Regions from separate parts of the Homo sapiens genome. Here region 1 is linked to region 2. Evidence: chromatin loops called from intact Hi-C (ENCODE). Cell type or tissue: heart left ventricle. All regions are shown on one strand. Each heading gives the region's core, and the rest is flanking DNA. Links, peaks and the distances in the headings are about the cores only. Region 1 has its middle 54 kb from the start of SPRY1. Region 2 overlaps AFG2A (AAA ATPase AFG2A).

What was found. A loop is a pair of places that touch in the nucleus more often than their neighbours do. Peaks named below come from ENCODE experiments on the same cell type or tissue, not always from the same donor. Only the 100,000 strongest peaks of a DNase experiment are listed, where the experiment ranks them.
Region 1: it touches region 2 in a loop (2.4-fold over the local background); 14 of 110 quality-filtered maps call a loop at or near these places.

What each region holds. Positions count from the first base shown.
Region 1 is chr4:123,339,629-123,345,011 of GRCh38, reverse strand. No RefSeq gene overlaps it. Among named protein-coding and RNA genes, the nearest start is that of SPRY1, 54 kb to the left of the region's middle. RefSeq lists an enhancer at 4,384-4,678. In heart left ventricle, for the core only: no CTCF peak of the experiment used is centred there; no DNase peak of the experiment used is centred there; H3K27ac peaks cover 3,342 bases.
Region 2 is chr4:123,241,472-123,246,854 of GRCh38, reverse strand. The region is part of intron 14 of AFG2A (AAA ATPase AFG2A); the gene reads right to left. Among named protein-coding and RNA genes, the nearest start is that of SPRY1, 150 kb to the left of the region's middle. In heart left ventricle, for the core only: a CTCF peak has its summit at 2,393; a DNase peak (open chromatin) is centred at 2,394; H3K27ac peaks cover 1,216 bases.

The DNA.
Region 1 (5,383 bases), core at 71-5,070, 98 kb before region 2:
GCTTATGACAAACACGTATGTGCTCCACAGCTATTTATTGAGTACTTGGAGTGAGGCTCAGTACTAAATGTTGAGAGAACTCAGGAAAATTCAAACTATGGCTCTTGTCCTAGTAAACGAGCTAGACAAATAAAACAAATACATGTAGAAATACTATATTTCCTTGATTCAGAGATGGCATTTATAGAAAGACATGCTATCAAGTAATAACTTTTTGGGAAAAGCTAACCCTCATCAAATGTATGCATTGATTATGAGATGGAACCTCAGCAATTATGAGATAAAAAGTGATTTCTGAAATACTGGCATGTGAAGGGCAGGTGCAGTGGGGGAGTGGGGCCATGTGGCGATGGTGGTGATGCTCTTCTGGCAGTTGCCTGGTGCCCCTGCTCTTCACTAGGAATGGTGCTACCTGCTTCCTAAACGCGATAGCATTTCATTTGCATAACAATCCTGGTGGTGTTGATACTGTGATTCTCATTTTTACAAATGAGAAAACTGAGAGACAGGGAGCAACCTTCCCAAGGTCAGAAAGCCCCTAAGTTAGGGAGCTGGCATGCGAGCTCATGTGTGAGAAGCAAGAGCAGACAGCGGGTAGAAGACAGGCTCTAGGGTCAGAACCCTGGCCTTCCTACCTGCAAGCCATGTGGTTTTAGGCAAAGTACATAATCTCTTTGTGCTTCAGTTTTTATATCTGTAAAATGGGAACTAAGAATAGCCCTTACCTAGTAGGGCTGTTTTAAAGTTTAAAAATGACAATGTCCTCCAAAAGCTTAACTGGGTACCCTGTACATTGAAAATGCACAGTAAATATAAGCTAGGGCTGTTTTTCTATTCTGATGCAGGAAAATGCTTAATCAATTTTAAATACTTAATAGGCCATGTAGGTGGTAATGGTGATCAGGTTCAGAGGTTCAGATTTTACTAGGAGTCTTGTTCCGCTCAAAGTAAACCATGTAATAAATCCTTGCCCGTCTTCATGATACTCTCGTCACTAAGAAGGCAGAGGAAACAACAAGGGAACTTCTATTCTTGACTTCATTCTGATGAAAAAGAACCTGATGGCTATTGTGTAACTTCCAGGAACCTAGAGAAAAACATGACTGTGTCATTCTGCATTAAATTGAGGAAAGGAACCACCAGGCTGAGGTGACCTGAACCTGGACTTTGGAAAATAGGCTTCAGAAAGTTCAGAAATACGATAAATGTGCCCCGCTTGGCCAAGGATATGATTCACACGAAAGGGAAATTCTGAAAGAACAAAACAAAACAAAAGAATGTTAGATTGTACACTTAGAAATTATTCCTGTGAAAAAGAACAGATGACGGCAGCCACAGAAAAACCTCTCAGGTTGTTCAGATTTCAACAGGACACATGTAAAAGGCAGAGGATGTGCGCTCCGGGAGGCCGTGCCCTGTGTGCTTGGAAGGAGGTGGGAAGGGTAGGCCAATGAGCCCTCGTTAAAGACAAGCCCTGCGTCACACTTTATAGACATCAGTTCATTTTATCCTTCACATTTTATCCTGAAAAGGTAGATGTTATGAGCTTTGTGTTTCAGAGTAAGAAATTTGTACTGAGAGGCCGGGTGATTTGCCGGGAATCACACAAATCGTCGACGGTAGAGCTGGGATTGGAATCCAGAACGGTGCGGATGTGAAGTCCAAGCTCTTCTCCCTGGCTCTGTCATCTTCCTCCTCAGCAGAATGACCATCCTAAATGTCTGGAGTAGGGGGCCAGGAGTGCTTTGGTGCCACATAGAGATTTCTATTCCTGTTACTTGGGTAGGTGTCCTCTTCACAGCATATCAACTAGCTAGGATGGGTTGAGCAGACCGGGAAGGCCAAAAGTCAAGGTGTCTATGCTTGGGGGTAGAGGGCACCCCTGTCCCAGTGCTGCAGGCTCAAAGCCGAGGCCCGGCCTTGGCTCCCTCCTGGTGTGCTTGTTCTCACCACCGTGGTCCCTGCCCTGACTCTAGATATGTTCACCCAGTGAATTCAGGCTATCCTATGTCCTTTCATTAAAAGAATGTCCTATCTAATCCTGAGCCTATACGCGGTGGCATTTTGAAGATTGTCATGGAATGACTGTATGTGACACAGAGTAAACAAGTCAATGTATCCATCTTGATCAACATCAGCAGACAGTGTCACACTAACTCGGGGAGTGACTACTCATCTTTGTGTGAAGGCCAAGAGTGCCTCATACAGCAAAATAAATTCTACTTTACCAAGCCATGCCCATCTGATAACTGTCTCTGTATTTATTTATTTATTTTTAGAGACAGGGTTTCACTCTGTCACCAAAGCTGTAGTGCAGTGGTGCAATCATAGCTCACTGCAGCCTTGAACTTCTGGGCTCAAACAATCCTTGTGGCTCAACCTCTTCTTGAGTATCTAGGACTACAGACACATGCCACCATGCTGGGCACATTTTTAAACTTTTTTTTTATAGAGATGAGGTCTCACTATGTTGTTCAGGCTGGTCTCCAACTCCTGGCTCCAAGCGATCCTCTCACCTCGCCTCCCAAAGTGATAGGATTATAGGCGTGAGCCCCCATGCCTGGCCCGTCTCATCCTTTATTGAGAAGATATCTGTTATCTGTCTTCCTTTAAGCCTCCCTAGCAATCTCTTTTGTAATCTTTGAAAACTTCTGGTTGTTCTATTTCCTCCAGTCTAATTAAAGCAATGGTCTGGTTTCTGGCTACGATTGCTCAGAGAGGATCAGGAGTTATAAAGGCCAAACTATGTACTGTTGGGATGGTTTTCTGGGAATACTCACAGAGAAAGGCAAGGTTCAAATGCTGGGCATGCGACTAAAGACAGAAATGTGTTACTAGAGATTTCCATAATTCTCTGCCATGAATCTCAAAATAGGTATGAAACCAGGAGATAAATCTGTATAAGGAAGGGATAGATGGAGAATAATACCATTAACTCAGGTTTAAACTTAGTCCACTGGGAGGCCAAGGCAGGCAGATCACGAGGTCAGGAGTTCCAGACAAATCTGACCAACATGGTGAAACCCCATCTCTACTAAAAATACAAAAATTAGCTGGGTGTGGTGGTGGGCACCTGTAGTCCCAGCTACTCGGGAGGCTGAGGTAGGAGAATAGCTTGAACCTTGGAGGCAGAGGTTGTGGTGAGCCGAGATCATGCCACTGCACTCCAGCCTGGGTGACAGAGTGAGACTGTCTCAAAAAAAAAAAAAATTAAACTTAGCCCAAAAATTCAAAAGTGAACCTCTAAAAAGAAGTCAAGGGTAACTGCTGTAGAAGTCCAGCCAGGCAGATGGTGGCACAAAGAATCTGGAGCAGCTGGCGTGGGGCCTCAGCCATGGAGACAGTTCAGTTCAAGGACGGGAAAGCCAGTTGTTGGGGAACTGGGAAAGAAGCAGGAATGAACGTCCCTTGGAAAAGAGGAAGAGACTTGGTTGTAGGAGAGAGCTAGGATACCAACGTCGACGTGATGAAATTGATTTTAGCCACTAACCCATGTCCCATCTGTTCCTTCTACTCAAACACTGAGGCATGACTGAACTTAGAGGTGAGAGCCTCAGTTAGATGAGCCATAAAGCTTCATCAAAGCATAGGAGGTCATTACCTCACAAACCTACCCCAGGTCAGGCCAACATTTACTATATATCATGCTCTGGGGGCAATGTTTGTGCTTTTTATTTTACCTTTATGTAAGCTATCTATTATTTTGTTTATGGTCAGTTTGTATTTTAAACATATCAGCCTGGCTGATGGTACTTTGTCACAGCAGCCCTAGTAAACTAATACAATCGTCAGTTTTGTTTTCAATTTGGTGTGTATTAATTGGCTTAATTATGATCCTTAAATTGTCATCATTGGGTTGTAGATGTCCAACTTATATTCAGTTATTGATTTATTTTTAGTAATATAATAAACATCTGCGAGCCCATCTCCTAAACAAAAGTCAGTCTGGAAAATAAGTCAGAGCTAATGACATGTTCCCCCAGCAACCTCACCCCATCCTCCCCAGCAGCATCCTGGTTTTCCTAGCTTTTCTGTCGATGTAGATTATTGCAGTCCTAAACTGCATGTATTTTAAAACATTTTAGCTACTTTAAACTGTATAAAAGGTATCGTGTAGTATATGTTTTGCGACTTTCGTTTCCATTACATTGCTAAGATTCACCCATCTGCATGTGGCTGTAGTTCATTCGTTATGCTACTTTGCTGTTTCGAAATAAAATCTTCATGACTGCTTTTTAGAAATATACTCACATTCTCATTCTTATCCCATTGTTTCTACTATTTTAATATAAAGGCCTGGCGAAGACCCTGTTTCGGGAAGGAGGAGACTCTCTGGCCCATGTGCCGTAAGGACATTTTGGGCTCACAACTGCAGGGGTGTTCCGGCCTTATTGTGACTCTCAGAGCTTCACCGACAACAGCCACGAGGACTTACTTCTTAAAATGAAGCATTTCCCTTTGGTCACCAACCAAGAGGATAGAACAGTAAGGTGACTCATGTTGCTCTGATTTCAAAGGGTGTGTAAAGGGAAACGTTAATGTGAGTCAGAATTTACCCAATGGTTTTGAGTAAATAGCCCTGAAATAGTCTTTTTCTCCTGGGGTTGCTGAATGAGAGCAGCGTGGCCATACTTTCCTAAAGGAAGCAGTGTGGCTTGGGAGGTGCAGTACAGCCCTGGAGGGCTGACAACCTGGTAGATGCAAGCCATCCGCCTCCTACTTTGTGACCTTGGGCCAGTCACTGAATGCAATGGTGCACAGATACCCAGTTCTAATTCTAGGGTCAGAGACTGCACTGCCTCCCTTCTGTGTTCACACAGAGCCATTTCTAGCTCTTAAAGTGTCTAAGCAGGGCCTGTGTTTTTCCTCATTACAGTAAACATTTTGTGAAACAGGTATTGGTGGCTGTATAGTACTGGGTTTGGCCATGATGTTGGATCCTCAAACCCAGGGCTGTGTGGCCAGACCCAGGCCAAAGCTCCCAACATGGCCACCTCACAGGCTCTGGAGAGGGACTTGCTGGGCCCAGTGGAAGGCAGCTTAGGCTCCACATCCTCTCCGTCTTCCGGCTTCTCTGTGAAGCACAGGTTATTGTTTGTACCCTTTGATGCTTTTCTAAAGGCTATGTAAGGAGCATTTTCAAAGGTAGAAAATGGAGAGAGCTGGAGATGCCGTGGGAGGGAAGACTGGAGAAAGAAAGTCTAACCAGTGCAAACATTAAAATCAAATGACCCTTGTGCCATAAATTAGGGGGTTGGGGAAATGGCTTATTATGCAGCTGAGGTGTTTGAAATGTAGAATTTGCTGGGTTGGCAGATTAATCCCATTTATACTGGGGAAAGTATTCCATGACATTAAAGGATTTATCTATTTGCTAATCTGC
Region 2 (5,383 bases), core at 124-5,123:
AACTGTGAAAAGGCAGAATGAATATTATAAGCAAAGAAGAAAAGCAGTGCACAAACCATTCCTGGGAGGCGAAAAGGTTTACTGTGGTCACATGTAGGGCAGACTTTCCCAGTGGTTGTACTGGGAATGGATTAGAGGGTATGCTTAAGATATTGTTTCCTTCAGATCTCAGAAGGGCCAGAAAGCTCAGAGAAGCCAGAGACTTCAGGCAGTCAGACAGTGGTATCATCTGGTTATTATTCCATGTGTGACATGTCATGAAAAATTTTGGGAAGCACTGGTAGAGGATGCTTAGAAACATGGGGACATGAAGGTAGATTGAGAAAAAAAATCCACAGGTATAATTACATTACATATGGTATGTAATGCCAAGGAGTTTGGTCCTTATCTCACAGTCCGTAGCAAATTGCAGGTTTTTAATGAGGAAAGAGACAGGCTTGATTTTCTGTTGAAGAAAGTAAATGATTCTGGCAGCAGTGTGGAAGAAGCACAGGAACGAAGTGCAACTTCCAGTTAGGCAACTAATACAATTTCGAGGCCCTAAATTAGAACATGAATAATAGCAGAGGCAGTGAACCTGAACAGGACAATTTAAGAGATGTCTTTGAAGTATAACTGCACAATGTTTTCAACTTATTATTAGACACTTTCCCCTTTTGACAATGCCACTCCATTGTGCAAAGGGAGATAAAGATAAAAAAGCATTTATTTTAAATAGATTCGTAATTATTCTGCAAAGAGAACAATATCTGCTAAATTAAAACCTGGATCTTAACAATGTTCCATGACTTGACTTTTCAACTGGTGGACATGCTTTTTAAACAATAATTCAATTTGCATTAAAACTATTTAAGATAATCACTTCCCCATAAAGCTGAAAAAGTTGTGGGAGTCTTTAGTGCTTAGCTAGGCTTCACAGAGCAGTTCAGTCCCACAGATATTTGCTGAGTATCTACTATGTGTCAGGCATAGGATTAGGTACTAGGGTTATAAAGTTCTTTGTTCTTTAAAAAATAATTCATTTGAAACAGATTTCTGTATGTCAACATGTTAGCGTATATTTGTATTAAAACAAATAAATCAATCAGTCTTTAGGCTATCTGTCTAATGTTGGGCTTGCTCAGTTCTGCAAAAACCTGTAGCACTGTGCAAGAAAAGACTTGATGCATTTGACAGCAGGTGTTCAGGAAAAATGCACCACAGTAAATAGCAGCAATTGATGATGAGCACAAAATGAAGAGAACAGAAGAAAAAAAAATTTAGCATGCACACACATACACATACTTAAGTTATTTTATTAGCATATTTTCTTTGTCCATTTCTATTAAAGAGTCATTTTACAAGTCAAAACAGTATGTATCCAGCACTAATCCAAATTCTTCCTCTTGTAAAAAGTGAATCTGCTTTTTAAAAAACTATAGGGGCAAAGTGAAAACAATGCAAACTAACATTTCCTATGTCTCTATAAAATTCACTCTTTAAAAAGGGTCTCCATAAGATAGAATAGGAGTGAAGAACTTCCTTAGATATTTACATATTTTAAGATATTTAAAAATATATAAACCCATGGGTTCTTAATGGGGGTAAGGGAGTAGTGGCAGTGGGGACAAATGGCCTGTCCTCTGCTTCTTTTCCCAGCATCGTCTCCTGTTATTTGACCCCTCCAGGCCCTTTACTTTCTACCAATACTGAACTCCTTGTACTTCCCCTAAAATTGCTATGAGCATATTCTTCACACCTCTCTAATTTATAAATAGTGATCTCTTTATCTGAACAGTCCTGTCTACTCCCAGGCCATGTACTCCAGGAAAATCCTAGTTATTCTTTCAAATCATTTCTATACAAAGAAACTGTCATTTTCTTCTCTATATTACTCCTAAACATTGTTCACATTTCTTTTGCACATATCACACAACAGTTGTTTATATTTTCTAATGCCCCTGCTGAACCATAAGATATTCAAAGGACATATATTTTTTCCCAATTTAAAAGAAATCACAATGTAAGGTGATCTGCCTACAGACACCTACTAGGTATACAGAAGCATGCAGACAAGAAATATATAAGACAGCAGGTGGTACCAAAAACATGTTGCTCAGAATATGTTTCTGGATAACTAAGGTTTTTAACTCATTACATATAAACGATTTTTAAAAACCTAAAATGAAAGTCTTCTGATATATACTACAAAGAATGGATGATATGGTAAATGTAAACAAACAAAGGTTTTGTTGACTCAAAGTCTTCTTTTCCCTCTCCATCATTCTTAAACAATATTCTGTGCTAAAGTTATTAGATGGTGAGGATACAGATGCCGTAGGACAGATTTATACAATGTAACTTGAACGGGCACCACAGGACTGATGGGTTGCACAGTGGTGACGCCGAGTGGTGATGCAGAGCTGTGGATACTGCCTGCCTGCACTTGCAGAGGTCATCAATGTTTCCACATCCTCTGAGAGGAACAGCGTGTTTCTGTCTCTCACCCCAAAGAGACATTGTTTCTGTTTTCTATTCCTGCCACTCCTCAATTTTTTTTAAGGTACAAAATACCAAGATACAGAAGCTATTTCTTATCAGTCCCACCAGAGTGCAGCAGGGCTGTTTTATCCTTTTCTTTGCCTTGCGTTTTCTTTCTCCCAGGCTGGTCCCAGCCCATTTCTGAGTTCCGTCAGTCCTGCTTTGGCTGTTCAGTGCACCTTTCTTTTTCCTTGTCTCTGGTACCTTGTCTGATAATACAAGACATTACAAAATAATGTCTTTTTTTTTAATCTTACCTATTCATAGTTCAAAATTCTGGCTCTATTACTTACTGAGTTTTATTTATTTATTTGAGATGGGGTCTTGCTCTGTTGCCCATGCTGGACTGCAGTAGCGCGATCATGGCTCACTACAGACTTGACCTCCAGGGTCCAAGCGGTCCTCCCACCTCAGCCTCCCGAATAGGTGGGACCACAGGTGTGTGCTACCACATCTGGCTAACATTTAAATTTTATTTTTTTGGACAGACGGGTCTCCCTACGGTGCCCAGGCTGGTCTAAACTCCGGACTCAAGTGATCCTCCTGCTCAGATTACAGGTGTGAACCACCACACCTGGTTGTAACTGAATTTTTTTTTTAATTACAGGGTACATGTGCACAACGTGCAGGTTTATTACATAGGTATACATGAGCCATGTTGGTTTGCTTCCCCCATTAACTCATCATTTACATTAGGTATGTCTCCTAATGCTATCCCTCCCCCAGCCCCCCACCACCTGACAGGCCCCAGTGTGTGATGTTCCCTGCCCTGCGTCCAAGTGTTCTCATTGTTCAATTCCCACCTATGAGTGAGAACATGTGGTGTTTGGTTTTCTGTCCTTCTGATAGTTTGCTGAGAATGATGGTTCCCAGCTTCATCCATGTCCCAACAAAGGACATGAACTCATCCTTTTTTATGGCTGCATAGTATTCCATGGTGTATCTGTGCCACATTTTCTTAATCTAGTCTATCACTGATGGAAATTTGGGTTGGTTCCAAGTCTTTACTATCGTGAATAGTGCTGCAATAAACATACGTGTGCATGTGTCTTTATAGCAGCATGATTTATAATCCTTTGGGTATATACCCAGTAATGGGATGGCTGGGTCAAATGGTATTTCTAGTTCTAGATCCTTGAGGAATCACCACACTGTCTTCCACAATGATTGAACTAATTTACACTCCCACCAACAGTGTAAAGGCGTTCCTACTTCTCCACATCCTCTCCAGCATCTGTTGTTTCCCAACTTTTTAATGATCACCATTCTAACTGGTGTGAGATGGTATCTCATTGTGGTTTTGATTTGCATTTCTCTGATGGCCAGTGATGATGAGCATTTTTTCATGTGTCTGTTGGCTGCATAAATGTCTTCTTTTGAGGGATGTCTATTCATACCTTTTGCCCACTTTTTGATGGGGTTGTTTTTTTTCTTGTAAATTTGTTTGAGTTCATTGTAGATTCTGGATATTAGCCCTTTGTCAGATGGGTAGATTGCAAAAATTTTCTCCCCTTCTGTAGGTTGCCTATTCACTCTGATGGTAGTTTCTTTCGCTGTGCAGAAGCTCTTTAGATTAATTAGATCCCATTTGTCAATTTTGGCTTTTGTTGCCATTTCTTTCGGTGTTTCAGTCATGAAGTCCTTGACTAGGCCTATGTCCTGAATGGTACTGCCTACGTTTTCTTCTAGGGTTTTTATGGTTTTAGGTCTTACATTTAAGTCTTTAATACATCTTGAATTAATTTTTGTATAAGGTGTAAGGAAGGGATCCAGTTTCAGCTTTCTGCATATGGCTAGCCAGTTTTCCCAGCACCATGTATTAAATAGGGAATCCTTTCCCCACTTCTTGTTTTTGTCAGGTTTGTCAAAGATCAGATGGTTGTAGATGCATGGTGTTATTTCTGAGGCCTCTGTTCTCTACATATCTGTTTTGGTACCAGTACCATACTGTTTTGGTTACTATAGCCTTGTAGTATACTTTGAAGTCAGGTAGTGTGATGCCTCCAGCTTTGTTGTTTTTGCTTAGTACTGTCTTGGCTATGCGGGCTCCTTTTTGGTTTCATATGAATTTTAAAGTAGTTTTTTCCAATTCTGTGAAGAAAATCATTGGTAGCTTGATGGAGATAGCATTGAATCTGTACATTACCTTGGGCAGTATGGATATTTTCACAATATTGATTCTTCCCATCTTCCATTTGTTTGTGTCCTCTTTTATTTTGTTGAGCAGTGGCTTGTAGTTCTCCTTGAAGAGGTCCTTCCCATCCCTTGTAAGTTGGATTCCTAGGTATCTTATTTTCTTTGTAGCAATTGTGAATGGGAGTTCACTCACAATTTGGCTGTTTGTCTGTTATTGGTGTATAGGAATGCTTGTGATTTTTGCACATTGATTTTGTATCCTGAGACTTTGCTGAAGTTGCTTATCAGCATAAGGAGATTTTGGGCTGAGACGATGGGGTTTTTAAATATACAATCATGTCATCTGCAGACAGGGACAATTTGACTTCCGCTTTTCTAAATTGAATAACCTTTGTTTCTTTCTCTTGCCTGACTGCCCAGGCTAGAACTTCTAACACTATGTTGAGTAGGAGTGGTGAGAGAGGGCATCCTTGTCTTCTGCCGGTTTTCAAAGGGAACGCTTCCAGTTTTTGCCCATTCAGTATGATATTGGCTGTGGGTTTGTCATAAATAGCTCTTATTATTTTGAGATATTTCCATCAATACCTAGTTTATTGAGAGTTTTTAGCATGAACGGCTGTTGAATTTTTTCGAAGGCCTTTTCTGCATCTATTGAGATAATCATGTGGTTTTTGTCATTGGTTCTGTTTATGTGATGGATTACATTTATTGATTTGCGTATGTTGAA